3 separate regions of the Homo sapiens genome follow, and all the other regions are linked to region 1. Evidence: chromatin contacts called from ENCODE Hi-C or POLR2A ChIA-PET data. All regions are on one chromosome and are shown on one strand. The core of a region is the stretch at or near the end of the contact, and the rest is flanking DNA. Distances in the headings are between cores, read along the strand shown.

The links. A loop is a pair of places that touch in the nucleus more often than their neighbours do. ChIA-PET counts read pairs that join two places held with the same protein, here RNA polymerase II (POLR2A). Pooled maps may share reads with other maps.
Region 2: a map of PC-3 shows a loop between it and region 1 (4-fold over the local background). The contact joins the enhancer-like site here to the promoter of SIX1 in region 1. A Hi-C loop is called at or near these places in 19 of 168 maps with a recorded cell type or tissue (GM11168, GM13976, GM13977 and 14 more), 10 of 37 single-sample maps with no recorded cell type and 17 of 50 pooled maps. POLR2A ChIA-PET finds 5 or more read pairs at or near these places in 9 of 52 experiments (AG04449, AG04450, BJ and 6 more).
Region 3: a loop to region 1 is called in a map of PC-9, with 3 times the contacts of the local background. The contact joins the enhancer-like site here to the promoter of SIX1 in region 1. A Hi-C loop is called at or near these places in 5 of 168 maps with a recorded cell type or tissue (PC-9, adrenal gland, chondrocyte and 2 more), 5 of 37 single-sample maps with no recorded cell type and 10 of 50 pooled maps. POLR2A ChIA-PET finds 5 or more read pairs at or near these places in 4 of 52 experiments (PC-9, activated CD4-positive, alpha-beta T cell, activated CD8-positive, alpha-beta memory T cell and 1 more).

What each region holds. Positions count from the first base shown.
Region 1 is chr14:60,647,608-60,651,571 of GRCh38, reverse strand. SIX1 (SIX homeobox 1) reads left to right here and starts at 2,095. Exons shown (of 2, transcript NM_005982.4): 1 at 2,095-2,942. The coding sequence starts at 2,383. MIR9718 (microRNA 9718) reads right to left here and starts at 2,924; the gene lies at 2,861-2,924. RefSeq lists a silencer at 1,939-2,178 and enhancers at 2,189-2,809, 2,810-3,431, 3,432-3,964.
Region 2 is chr14:61,250,775-61,254,738 of GRCh38, reverse strand. It overlaps a transcript of PRKCH not described here. Among named protein-coding and RNA genes, the nearest start is that of TMEM30B, 29 kb to the left of the region's middle. Within about 2 kb of position 1,903, at least 5 of the 41 ENCODE cell types and tissues checked have a DNase peak (open chromatin) inside an H3K27ac peak, as active enhancers do; they include OCI-LY7, PC-3, PC-9 and 2 more, where a contact is called at or near this core.
Region 3 is chr14:61,175,895-61,179,858 of GRCh38, reverse strand. No RefSeq gene overlaps it. Among named protein-coding and RNA genes, the nearest start is that of TMEM30B, 100 kb to the left of the region's middle. RefSeq lists enhancers at 391-1,590, 1,705-2,206. Within about 2 kb of position 1,683, at least 10 of the 41 ENCODE cell types and tissues checked have a DNase peak (open chromatin) inside an H3K27ac peak, as active enhancers do; they include PC-9, adrenal gland and endothelial cell of umbilical vein, where a contact is called at or near this core.

The DNA.
Region 1 (3,964 bases), core at 846-3,345:
TAAGACTTCATGTGAAACATCATAAGCACTAAAATAAGACAGTGAGGGGAAATTACCAGACATGGCTCTGGGTTTAGCAGTGCCAGGCTTCCAGTTTAGAAAGTCATTGGGCATACTATATGGCAGAGGCTCTTTTGAAAGCATGCACACCTATTAAATGCATTTTTTTAAAAAAAAAGCCTAAGGTAATGAAATATCAGCATCTGCTTCCAAGATCTAATTGCATGGAATAAGCAAGAGTTTCAAGGATGCAGAAAACATTATGTTCAGCAGAGAAGCAGCTTCCTGTCTACTTGGAATCTCCCATGTGGCAGCCCTGAGGTGGGAACCCTTTATGAGTTTAGAATGTATGTTGCAGGGTGCACTGTACTGGGTGCATCATTTTAAAACCATATTAATAATAAAAGAGGAAACCAAGACATGCTTCTCCTTCTCCCACTTGCATCTCAATATGCAAAAGGTTCTGTAGTGCTGGGCTCTTTGGCTAAAGGAATCAAAACATATTTGAAGAAGACAAGCCAGTTTAAGGAGCCTACAGTTTGTTCTTCACCACTCACTAAGAGGGCACATTGAAATCAAAAGCATTTTTGAAGTGTACTTAGAATTCTGTTTTGAACTTATCTAATCAGAGATAAGTATAGTCATAAAGTCACTCTCCTTCCACCATTTGGCTTCCCTTATCTCCACGCATTGTTCTTATCTCCTGCTAGTCTCAGCTACTGACAATAGATTATCTTTGTTTAGAGAGGCTAATTGTTTTCAAAATCCTTTTAATTATTGCTTTGGAACTAGGTGTGCAAATGAGGCTTAAGATAATTACAACTTCACTTGTTTGTGCAGTTTTACTAAGCATTCTCCACACATAAACAAAACAGCAGATGATGGGACTTAAATTGCAGTGCATCTCTCATTCCCTGGCAGCAAAATAGGCCAGCATTGCAACACACACACACACACACATACACACACACACACACACACACACACCTCTTTATTTAATCTTCTTGGAGCCGCTGTCGTTCTCGCTTTGAGGGCAGTGTCCCTCTCAGAGCAGGGTAAGGATTATATTACAACCGGACGGTTATTGGAGCCGGGCACAGTTTTATTTAATTTACACCACATCCAGCGCCTTTCGTACGAGGTTCCCAAAGCATTTTTGCTAATAGCAAGTAAAGCCTCTCGGCATTCCTCAGTAGCAGAGGTGGCACTGCAAAACACAACCGCACAGATGGGGAAATTGAGTCCAGAAGCTTCAGGAACCTGCTGGTTTCAATCGCAGAACATTAAGATACCAAATCACAAATGAACGCTCGGAGTCTCTAGGTGCTCAGCAAGTATGCTCTAAACAGCTCTCTGCCTGGTCTCAAATCATGGAGGTCTTTTGTGAACGAGGGAAACGCTGTCCGACTGGGAGTACTTGTGCCCTTTGGAGGGTGGTGTGCAGCAGTGGGGGGAGGACAGTGGTAGTTGGTGGGGGGAGGGAGGAGGAAATAGGGTTGGACTCCTCGAGCTGAAGCCAACCCGAAGCCACTCTTCCAGAGGCTGCATGCGCGGACCCTGGTCTGCTCTTGAATTATTTATCGCGTTCCATAAGCTATTCATCAATCCATTATTTATTCATTCCAACATTAAAGTAATTAAATATGAGCTCACCGGGAGAGGGCAAGTCTGCAAGGGATGAGGACAAGAGTACGGAGGGAGAGGGGAGGAATTAAGGTTTGGAGTCATTGATTTGTGCGGAGTTGTGCGCGACTCCCCTTAGGTGATACTGGCGACGGGTCCCGCGTTGCAGGGTCCTGACGCGCTCACCCACTCCCTACCTCCCCACACCTCCGCAGCGCAGCTCCCTCAGACCCCAACTGGCTTCCCACCTTTCCTCTTCCTTCTCCTCCCACCACTCCCTACCCGCGCAGCCCCGGCAACACCCCCAACCCCCAGCTCCGCAGCCTCGCCCTCCCCGCTCTGGGCGGTGCGGCCTCTCTGCCCAGCCGGGCGGCGCGCTGGCTGGCCAGCCCCGGATAGGCGCCGCCGGCAGCCAATCAGCGTGCCGGGGACGCTGCGCGCTTTAAGGCCGCTGCGGGGAGAACAGAAACCAAGTTCCCCGGCAACTAGCAGCATCCACCGGGCGGGAGGTCGGAGGCAGCAAGGCCTTAAAGGCTACTGAGTGCGCCGGCCGTTCCGTGTCCAGAACCTCCCCTACTCCTCCGCCTTCTCTTCCTTGGCCGCCCACCGCCAAGTTCCGACTCCGGTTTTCGCCTTTGCAAAGCCTAAGGAGGAGGTTAGGAACAGCCGCGCCCCCCTCCCTGCGGCCGCCGCCCCCTGCCTCTCGGCTCTGCTCCCTGCCGCGTGCGCCTGGGCCGTGCGCCCCGGCAGGCCCCAGCCATGTCGATGCTGCCGTCGTTTGGCTTTACGCAGGAGCAAGTGGCGTGCGTGTGCGAGGTTCTGCAGCAAGGCGGAAACCTGGAGCGCCTGGGCAGGTTCCTGTGGTCACTGCCCGCCTGCGACCACCTGCACAAGAACGAGAGCGTACTCAAGGCCAAGGCGGTGGTCGCCTTCCACCGCGGCAACTTCCGTGAGCTCTACAAGATCCTGGAGAGCCACCAGTTCTCGCCTCACAACCACCCCAAACTGCAGCAACTGTGGCTGAAGGCGCATTACGTGGAGGCCGAGAAGCTGCGCGGCCGACCCCTGGGCGCCGTGGGCAAATATCGGGTGCGCCGAAAATTTCCACTGCCGCGCACCATCTGGGACGGCGAGGAGACCAGCTACTGCTTCAAGGAGAAGTCGAGGGGTGTCCTGCGGGAGTGGTACGCGCACAATCCCTACCCATCGCCGCGTGAGAAGCGGGAGCTGGCCGAGGCCACCGGCCTCACCACCACCCAGGTCAGCAACTGGTTTAAGAACCGGAGGCAAAGAGACCGGGCCGCGGAGGCCAAGGAAAGGTACGCGGCGTGCTTCCCGCGACTCGGGCGACCCTAGGAAGCCGTCCTTTCTCCTCCGCCCCCTCCCGCCCCCGCAGGCACCAGCCACCAAGTCCTCCCCGCCGGCCGGAGCCCGTCCACGGGGCGGCGCGCAGGCCCTCCGCGGCGCTGCAGCGAAAGTTCATGAACTCTGAGGTTCCTTGCTAAGGATGGGGCCTCATTTGCTTTGAGCACCCGCGCGTGGGTTTCTCTGGGATGTGAGTGTCGGGAAATATTGGCGCTAGATTTGGTCTTTATGCCTCCCTGGCTGGCCGCGGCTATGAGTGGTGGGTGGAGAGTGAGTTTCTAAATCAACGGGCAGTGAAATGTTGATTGGTGTCGCAAGGAAAGGGGTTTGGTGGGAGCTGAGGTTCGCGAACCTCTCTCCTCTTGCTCCCCAGAGGGGTGAAGCTGGCCTGAGACATTGGCTCTGCCCCCACTCCCGCCTGGTTCTCCACAGCTCTCTCTTGATAGTCTTTTGGTTTAGAGGTAGCCTGCTTCATTTCTCACTAGCTGGACAAATGGAGGAGACTTTTAAAGATACAACAAAAAGAGAGCTTTGGGGAGAGTTGGCGCTGCATTTACTCCCCGGCGCCCCAAATTAAGAAAGGGTTGATCCTCGCCGTGCTCGCTCGCGCGTGGCCCGGCACTGCAGCCCGTCGGTCTGGCTGACCGCGCCGCATGCCCAGACGAGGAAAGGGTCTCCAGTCGCAGCCCTCTCTCGCACTGGAGCTCACAAGGCAATATTTTAAAAATTGGTCTCTACTTTCCCCCACCTCGGGGCAACACCTTCGGCCACCTGGGCAGGCTCCTTCTGTTCTCTATAGCGTTTCGGACAGAGATTCAGAAGGACGGTGGGGAGGTGGCTGTGGCGGGGAGAGCGCTCCGCGAAGCCAAAGAGTTTGGGGGAAAACCTGAGCGCAGGGGCCGGTTAGGTTTTCCTTTGTTCGCTTCCAAGACTAGGGGCCGAAGATCTTGCTCCCTTTCTTGTCTTGGTGGAAAAC
Region 2 (3,964 bases), core at 654-3,153, 600 kb before region 1:
TTATTCTTGCCCAAAATTAAAGGCTTGCCTACCAACAACTTTCCTCTCAAAAATTGACATCTATGATTGCCAATCTTTTAGTAGGTTTTTATGTTTGTTTGTTTGTTTTGTTTTATTTTGTTTTGTTTTTTAAACAGGGTCTGTCACCGGGATGGAGTGCAGTGGTGTAATCACAGCTCACTGCAGCCTCTACCTCCCGAGCTCAAGTGATTCTCCCGTCTCAGCCTCCCGAGTAGCTGGGACTACAGGCTTACACCACCACACCCGGCTAATTAAAAACATTTTTTTGTAGAGATGGAAGTCTCCCTATGTTGCCCAGGCTGGTCTCAAACTCCTAAGCTCAAGCAATCCTCCTACCTTGGCCTCCCAAAGTGCTGAGATTACAAGCATGAGCCACCGTGCCTGGTCTAGCATGATTTTTATCACGACTTTTTCTGTCTTTTAAGATTGGAAAGGCATAAATCAATATTTCAGGTAAAAGCTTGTTATTTATTTTCCTGAGAATTTGGGGAATTTTCTTCTAAGGCCATTCTGGGATGTTAGCAAACAGCTTTTAGAATCACTGATCTATATCCAAATGATAAAACATGAGAGAGACTGAAAGCTCTCTGAGAATAGAAACATAACTTTTTCAGCTTTTTATACTCCTCAATGTCTCGCATAGAGTTTCGACATAGTAGAAACTCTATAAATATTTGTTGAAAGAAGAAAGGAAGGAAGGAAGGAAGGGAGGGAGGGAGGGAGGGAGGGAGGGAGGGAGGAGGGAGGGAGGGAAGAAGGAAGGAAACATGTACACAAACATTTGTGTACGTGTTTACCTCACCTTTAATAATTATACCTGTGTTCATTGAACATTTACTATAGGCCAGCCACCACTATGCTAAGCACTGACCATATATTATCTCATCAAACTCTCCTAGTAACACTTTGCAGTGGACACTACAACCAATCCAATTTTGCAGAGGAGGAAACCGAGGCTTAGGAAATTTGGAAAACTTGCGCACCGTTGCCTAATTAGGCAGAGTCAGATTAGAAACCAGTATAATTAGGCATTATATGAGAGGCAGAGAGTTGAACCACCAAGCTCTGCCTTTGCTGTGCCCCTGAAACACAGTGTGTAAAGAGGACACTGCAAACTTGAGCATATTTTAATGCATCAGGATATATGCTGTGTGCAAGGGAACTTCCTCTTTTCAAAAGCACTCACTCTCCCTGCCCCCCACCCCAGTGAAGGACCTAAGGATTCTGAAAATATGCAGCCAAGGGGAAAAGTCTGGCAAGGTGTGCCAAGTTTTCTTTGAATGCTTTTGTCCCCTGCTGACCTATCTCAAACACATCTCCTTTCCCCAGGAGTTCTGAAAACTCAGTCTTGAAGTCCATCCTGATTTTGGGTCTATGAGAATCATGCCTCACGCATCCCTGCCTGTGCACAGAAAATGTGCAACACTGGCAGGCAATTAGAAAAGAAACAGTCCAGCTATTAGGCAGTTAAGCTGCTCTTAGAACCTGGGTGCAGAATATACGGAGCTCTTAAAAAATTGCTTAACATAAGTATTAAAGGGCTGTAGAAATGGCACAGTCCACAAACGGTGTTTCTAGAAACCTAAAAAAACATATATTATGGGGTTGGTTTTTAATCTCATAGAGTTTAAAAGGTGATTTTAAAACAAAAACAATTTTTCTCCTCCTCCAAAAGCACCACTGTAAAAACTGTTTCTTGTTTTTCTGCTAAGGCCGAGCAGCGCTTGTTTGCCATCATTCATCCAGCAGAGGTCTCTCTTGCCCACCATACGCTCAGAAGAGTCCCTTGCTTGTGTGTGTGTATTCAGTACCAGGGGCGTGACCGTCAGGCTGCAGAATGAAGAAATACGGACAAAGACTTTCAGGCCTGAGAGACTAAGGAGAAAAGAATCTGTGGCTTTGGAGGTGGGATTGCAATGTTTGAGAAATGTATACTTTAATAATGACTGTGTTTGAACAGTAGGCTTCAAGTCTGTACTTTAAACTTCTCAAATTTTGAATAAATTGGTCACTTCTTATTGGAAAATTATTAGTTTTACTTGTGCTGTTAAACTTACATATACACTGTGTCTCCTTTCTGTGTGTCATTATCAAGCTGTGCAAATAGGGAAAGGGGAAGTCACGTTGCCTCTGTTTCCATTTGTCCAGGCCACTCTCAGCCAGATATCTCATCCCAGAGTGGAGCTTGGCCTCAGTGAGTGCTCTGACCTTGGCAGAGCAAGGTGGTCCAACCCTTGGTGCATCTCAAGTGATTGTCCACTAAGGGTGGAAGTTAGTTCTTAACTTTAGCAGCTTCCTCTGTCAGGAACTCAGAGCAAATTCACATGGGTTGTTGAGACCAGATCCCAAATCTGTGGGTGCATGGGAAAGGTGTGCTGGAGAAAGTCACGGTCTTCCTTCCTCCCCACAGAGCAAGGCCTTCTCCTGAAGCCACAGGACAGACCAACGAGGAATCATGCTGCCCCACGGCCAAGTTCTGATATGACACCAAGGGAGGCAGGCATGGGTTTCCATACTGAGGGAAGCAATCTGGTGAGGATGGAGCTGGATCAAAAAAGACATGTTAAAAATAAGACCCTCGGCTGGGCACGGTGGCTCATGCCTGTAATCCCAGCACTTTGGGAGGCTGAGGCAGGCAGATCACGAGGTCAGGAGTTCGCGACCAGCCTGACCAACATGGTGAAACCCTGTCTCTACTAAAAATACAGAAATTAGCTGGGCGTGGTGGCGTGCACCTGTAATCCCAGCTACTCAGGAGGCTGAGGCAGGAGAATTGCTTGAAGTCAGTAGGTGGAGGTTACAGTGAGCCAAGATTGTGCCACTGTACTCCAGCCTGGGCGACAGAGCGAAACTCCATCTCAAAACAAATAAAAAAAAAAAAAAGACCCTTATACAGTTTTGTTGGGAATGTTAATTAGTACGACCACTTTACAGAATGATTTAGTGTTCCTCAAAAAACTAAAAATAGAGCTACCCTATGGTCCAGCAATCCCACTGCTGGGTATGTACCCAAAGGAAAGGAAATCAGTATGTCCAAGAGATATCTGCACTCCCATATTTGTTGCAGCACTGTTCACAATAGCCAAGATTTGGAAGCAACCTGAGTGTCCATCCACAGATGAACAGATAAAGAAAATGTGGCATATATATGCAATGGAATACCATTCAGCCATAAGAAAGAAAGAGATCCCACCATTTTCAACAACATGAATGGAACAGTAGGTCATTTTGTTAAGTGAAATAAGCCAGGCACAGAAAGACAAACTTCCCGTGATCTGACTTATTTGTGGGAGCTAAAGATCAAAACCACTGAACTCATGAAGATAGAGAATAGAAGGATGGTTATCAGAGGGTGGGAAGGGTAGTGGAGGGAAAGTGGGATGGTTAATGGGTACAAAAAATAATTAGAAAGAACGAATAAGACCTAGTACTTGATAGCACAACAGGGTGACTATAGTCAGTAACAATTTAATTGTACATTTAAAAATAAAAGAGTCTAGCTGGATTGTTTGTAACACAAAGGATAAACGCTTGAGGGGATGGATACCCATTTTCCTTGATGTGATTATTACACATTGCATGCCTGTATCAAAGTAGCTCATGTACTCCATAAATATATACACCTACTATGTACCCACAAAATATATACACCTATTATGTACCCACAAAAATTTAAAAAATAAAACATCCCTTTTTGACTACTCCAAACCTCTCAGTGGCTGAACACTGATATTTAAATCAAATGTTTAAAAGATCCACTTTCACTCTGCTTCCTTTATATCTTTTTTTAAAATATGCTAGACCTTTTTTTAAAAAATGGCTTTTTTAGAGAAGTTTTAGGTTTACAGAAAAATTGAGCAGAAAATATAGAGAGTTCCCATCTACTTCTTGCCCCACATGCCTACAACCTCCCCCACTAACAACCCACCAAAGTGGTACATTT
Region 3 (3,964 bases), core at 434-2,933, 530 kb before region 1:
GCCAAGGTGGGAGGATCGCTTGAAGCCAGGAGTTTGAGACCAGCCTGGGCAACAAAGTGAGACCCTGTCTGAAAAAAAAAAAAATTAAAATCTTACTGGACTTGGGACATTGCTTTCTTGTTTTCAGACACACTTCTGGAGTTCATGGTTTAACTGACATCTTCTACATTTGCATTAAGAAGGCTTTTACTTGGATGAGGCTTAGAACATACATAATAGGGGGATCAGGGACACCCTCTATTTTTCCCCTTCCAAGCAGGCCCACACCCCTGCCTATTCTTCCAGGAAAGGGGAGAGTCAGGACTCCAAGACAACCCTTTGAACTGCTGAAGTCCAGTGCCACTGACGAGTCACATTCCTTTGTCCTCCCCCCTGGTGCAGCAAAGTGTGCATGTTCTCACCATCCTGGATCTGTTGCATTTCTGTTAATAAGTCAAAAGGGTCGAATTAAAATGTACCATTTGATTGGCCATTCCTTTGTTGTCTTTCTCTTCCACTGAGATAAATGCCACCAGGGCAGGACTTTACATTGTTCCCCCACTACATCTCCCGTGCCTAGAATCTGGAAGACCAAAGGTGCTCAACAAATACTTGTGAAATAAATGCGTGAGTGATGGCCCCAACTCTTACATTCTAAATTTCTGTCGTTACAAGAGACAAAAGGGCAGAGTCCATTTCGGCTGCCCCCATCCCTTCATCCCCAGAGTTATGAAACTACAAATCCTGAGACCTCAATTCTCCTCATTCCACTCGGAGATGATTCCCACCTCTTAATGTCCTTTCTTTTTGGCCTTGTTTTTCTTTCCATTCTTGCATGTCTTTAACTCTTCTACTAATAACACAAGTGACCCCATTTCCTCTGTTGTCTCCAAACCACTATCCATGCCATTTTCCCTTCAGTTTGCCTTTGGTGAGAAAAAAAAAATATTCTCCCAGAAATGTGACTCAGAAGTAATCAATGTAAATGTCATCCAAGGCCATGGGGAATTTCTTGGCCATGAATCACATCCCTTGTGCTGAGAACCTGGGTTATAGTCATGGCAGAAAGTCCCAGCACCCAGAAACACCCCCTTCCTCCCCAGCCCCATGCCCACTGGATGCAAGAATTTCTCCTCGTCCTTTTTTGTTGTGGCTGTCCTTGGGCACATTGGGCAAAGGCTCATGCAGGCTTGTTTCCCTTCCCAGCTTGGTTCTGTGACTGTTGCAATGGACTTTAGCGCCTGGCAGGAAGTGCCTGGCTCACCTCCGCTCCAGCAACTGTGGCTGCCACTGCTGATGGAGGAATGAGAGACACAACCCACGGCCAGGTTTCAGCACAGGCTCAGGACCAGGGCACCTCAGATTTTCCATGCCAGCTGGAAACAGGACATGAAAGGTACAGGTTAGGAAGGAGCTATGGCTGGCGAGTTCAAAGGCCCCATTCATGAAGTTTAAAAAAAAAAAAAACACTTTCGGTATTTAGATTGCTCTGCCTTCTTTGTTCTTTCACTTTTTCTCTCAAGTTTGTAGAGCAGGTCCCAGTGCATGAATTTGAAAATAAGAAAGAAAGAAAGACAGGAAGGGGCGGGGGGAGGAAGGGAGCCTAAAGCTCATCAAAACCTGCACAAAGGTGACACTCATGCATATGCTATCAAAGTGGAAGGGAAATACATCTGTACCCACACATAACAGGCAGTGACAAGTTTAGAAATTGTTATCCCGGTCATGGGAAGGTCATTGACAAGTTTTTCAGGTCTCCAGTAAGTAGGAAAATGATTGGGGCAGACTGAGTGTCTAGCAACCTTGAATGAGAGAAGCAGAAAGGCACAGGGGTAGGCGCGTGGGCTTGGAGCCAGTCTGTTTGGGCATTCCAATTGTAGGAAGTAAATGAAATAAACCACACAAAAAAGAATCATCCTGGCACATGATGGGCTCTCAACAAATACCAGTGAAAGTAATGAATGAATATGTGAAGTGCTTCTCAGAGGCCCAGGGCACGGAGGGGTGCTCACTGAAGAGCAGCAGCAGGAGTAGTCATGCTTGAGCCCAATGTTGGAATCCCTTCCTGTCACTCGGCTGGGTTTGACTGGGAGCAGTCGGGACACCACAGGACTAGGGGAAAGAGGAGGATCCACTACACCCAGAGCATCTGCTCTGCCGGTGAGCAAGGCTGATGACACAGATCGCAATGGCAGTGACAGGAACAGTGAAGGGTCACTGTCTTTAGAAAAGGCCATGTCTAAATGGGTGCAAACCTAGCCAATCCCCTCCAAAAGAAAGTTCCCAGCTTCTCTGACCGGGGACTTTCTCCGCCAGCACCCAGGGGATGAAGGAACAATTTTCCTTTATCCTGTGCCTGCAGCACAGCACGGCACAGGCAGAGCCTCCTGTTTCAAAGGCAAACCTTGAAGTTTACAGTGCCCTCTACCTGAAGAGAGTTAGTTTAAAAATCAAAACGTGGCAGAAAGTCAGAGCTGGTAGAGAATTTGAATATTACCTAGGTAACCCCATATTCACTGAGGCTCTGCATTACTCAAAAAACCCACCTGGAGGCCAGGCGCGGTGGCTCATGCCTGTAATTCCAGCACTTTGGGAGGCTGAGGCGGGTGGATCACCTGAGGTCAGGAGTTCGAGACTAGCCTGGCCAACATGGTGAAACCCTGTCTCTACTAAAAATACAAAAATCAGCCGGGCGTGCTGGTGGGCGCCTGTAATACCAGCTACTTGGGAGGCTGAGGCAGGAGAATCACTTGAACCCGGGAGGTAGAGGTTGCAGTGAGCCGAGATAGTGCCACTGCACTCCAGCCTGGGTGACAAGAGTGAAACTCTGTCTCAAACAAAACAAAACAAAACAAAACAACCCAAAAACCCACCTCAAACTACTTTAAGCAAAAGAAGAAAATTCCTTGGCTCACAACACCCAACTTGCAGAAGACAGTGAGTTGAACTGGCTTTAGGAACTAGTAGGAACAGGGACTTAAACGTGGTCAGAGCTCTTATCTTAACTTCTGGTATTTCCAGACTCATTTCCAAGCTGTGGGACATTCCTCAGAGTCAGTTTTTTCCATCCGTGTAATGGGAATATTAACTTTCCTATCTACCTCCCAGAATTATTAACATGATCAAATGAGAAAATACATGAACAGAGGTACATATACAGTTGGTTATTAACACTTGTTTTTAAAATGTGAATTTATTGTGATTGAATTAAAGTATTGGGGACAATGTGAACATAATTCAAGTTTCTCATAGGCAATTTTATCTGCAAGAGAAAACTAGATTAACATAGAAGATGGCACCCAGCTGAACTGAGTCTTGTCAGGATTCACAAAATGCCACATGCACATATTCCACGCATCTGCCCTACTACCTTGCAGATGTGTTATTCTAACTAATCTACTTATCACAACCAACTGGGTCATCCTACGAGGTTATATTTTCCTATTCTTTCACATTTGTAAAGTGTTGTGTATTAAAAAGAATTCATTCAACATCTCCAACATGTCTAAGCATCACAAGCAGGGCATGGGAAAGAAAAGCTTTGTGTATTGAGGGGGGAAATTGAAGTAAAGCATTTTGAGAGAATCAAGAGAACCTATGCTATCTCCCAAGCAACAGACCATAGAAATAAAAGAAATGTCTGTGGATGGAATAAGTTCAAGTGCTGAGAAATCAATAAGAATAAGGCATGATCCACCCACCTTGGACACCCAAAGTGCTGGGATTATAGGCGAGGTCAAGAGATCGAGACCATCCTGGCCAACATGGTGAAACCCCATCTCTACTAAAAATACAAAAATTAGCTGGGCATGGTGGCAAGTGCCTGTAGTCCCAGCTACTTGGGGAGGCTGAGGCAGGAGAATCGCTTGAACCTGGGAGGCGGAGGTTGCAGTGAGCTGAGATTGCACCACTGCACCCCTCCAGCCTGGTGACAGAGCAAGACTCCGTCTCAAAAAAAAAAAAAAAAAAAAAAAAAAAAAAAAAA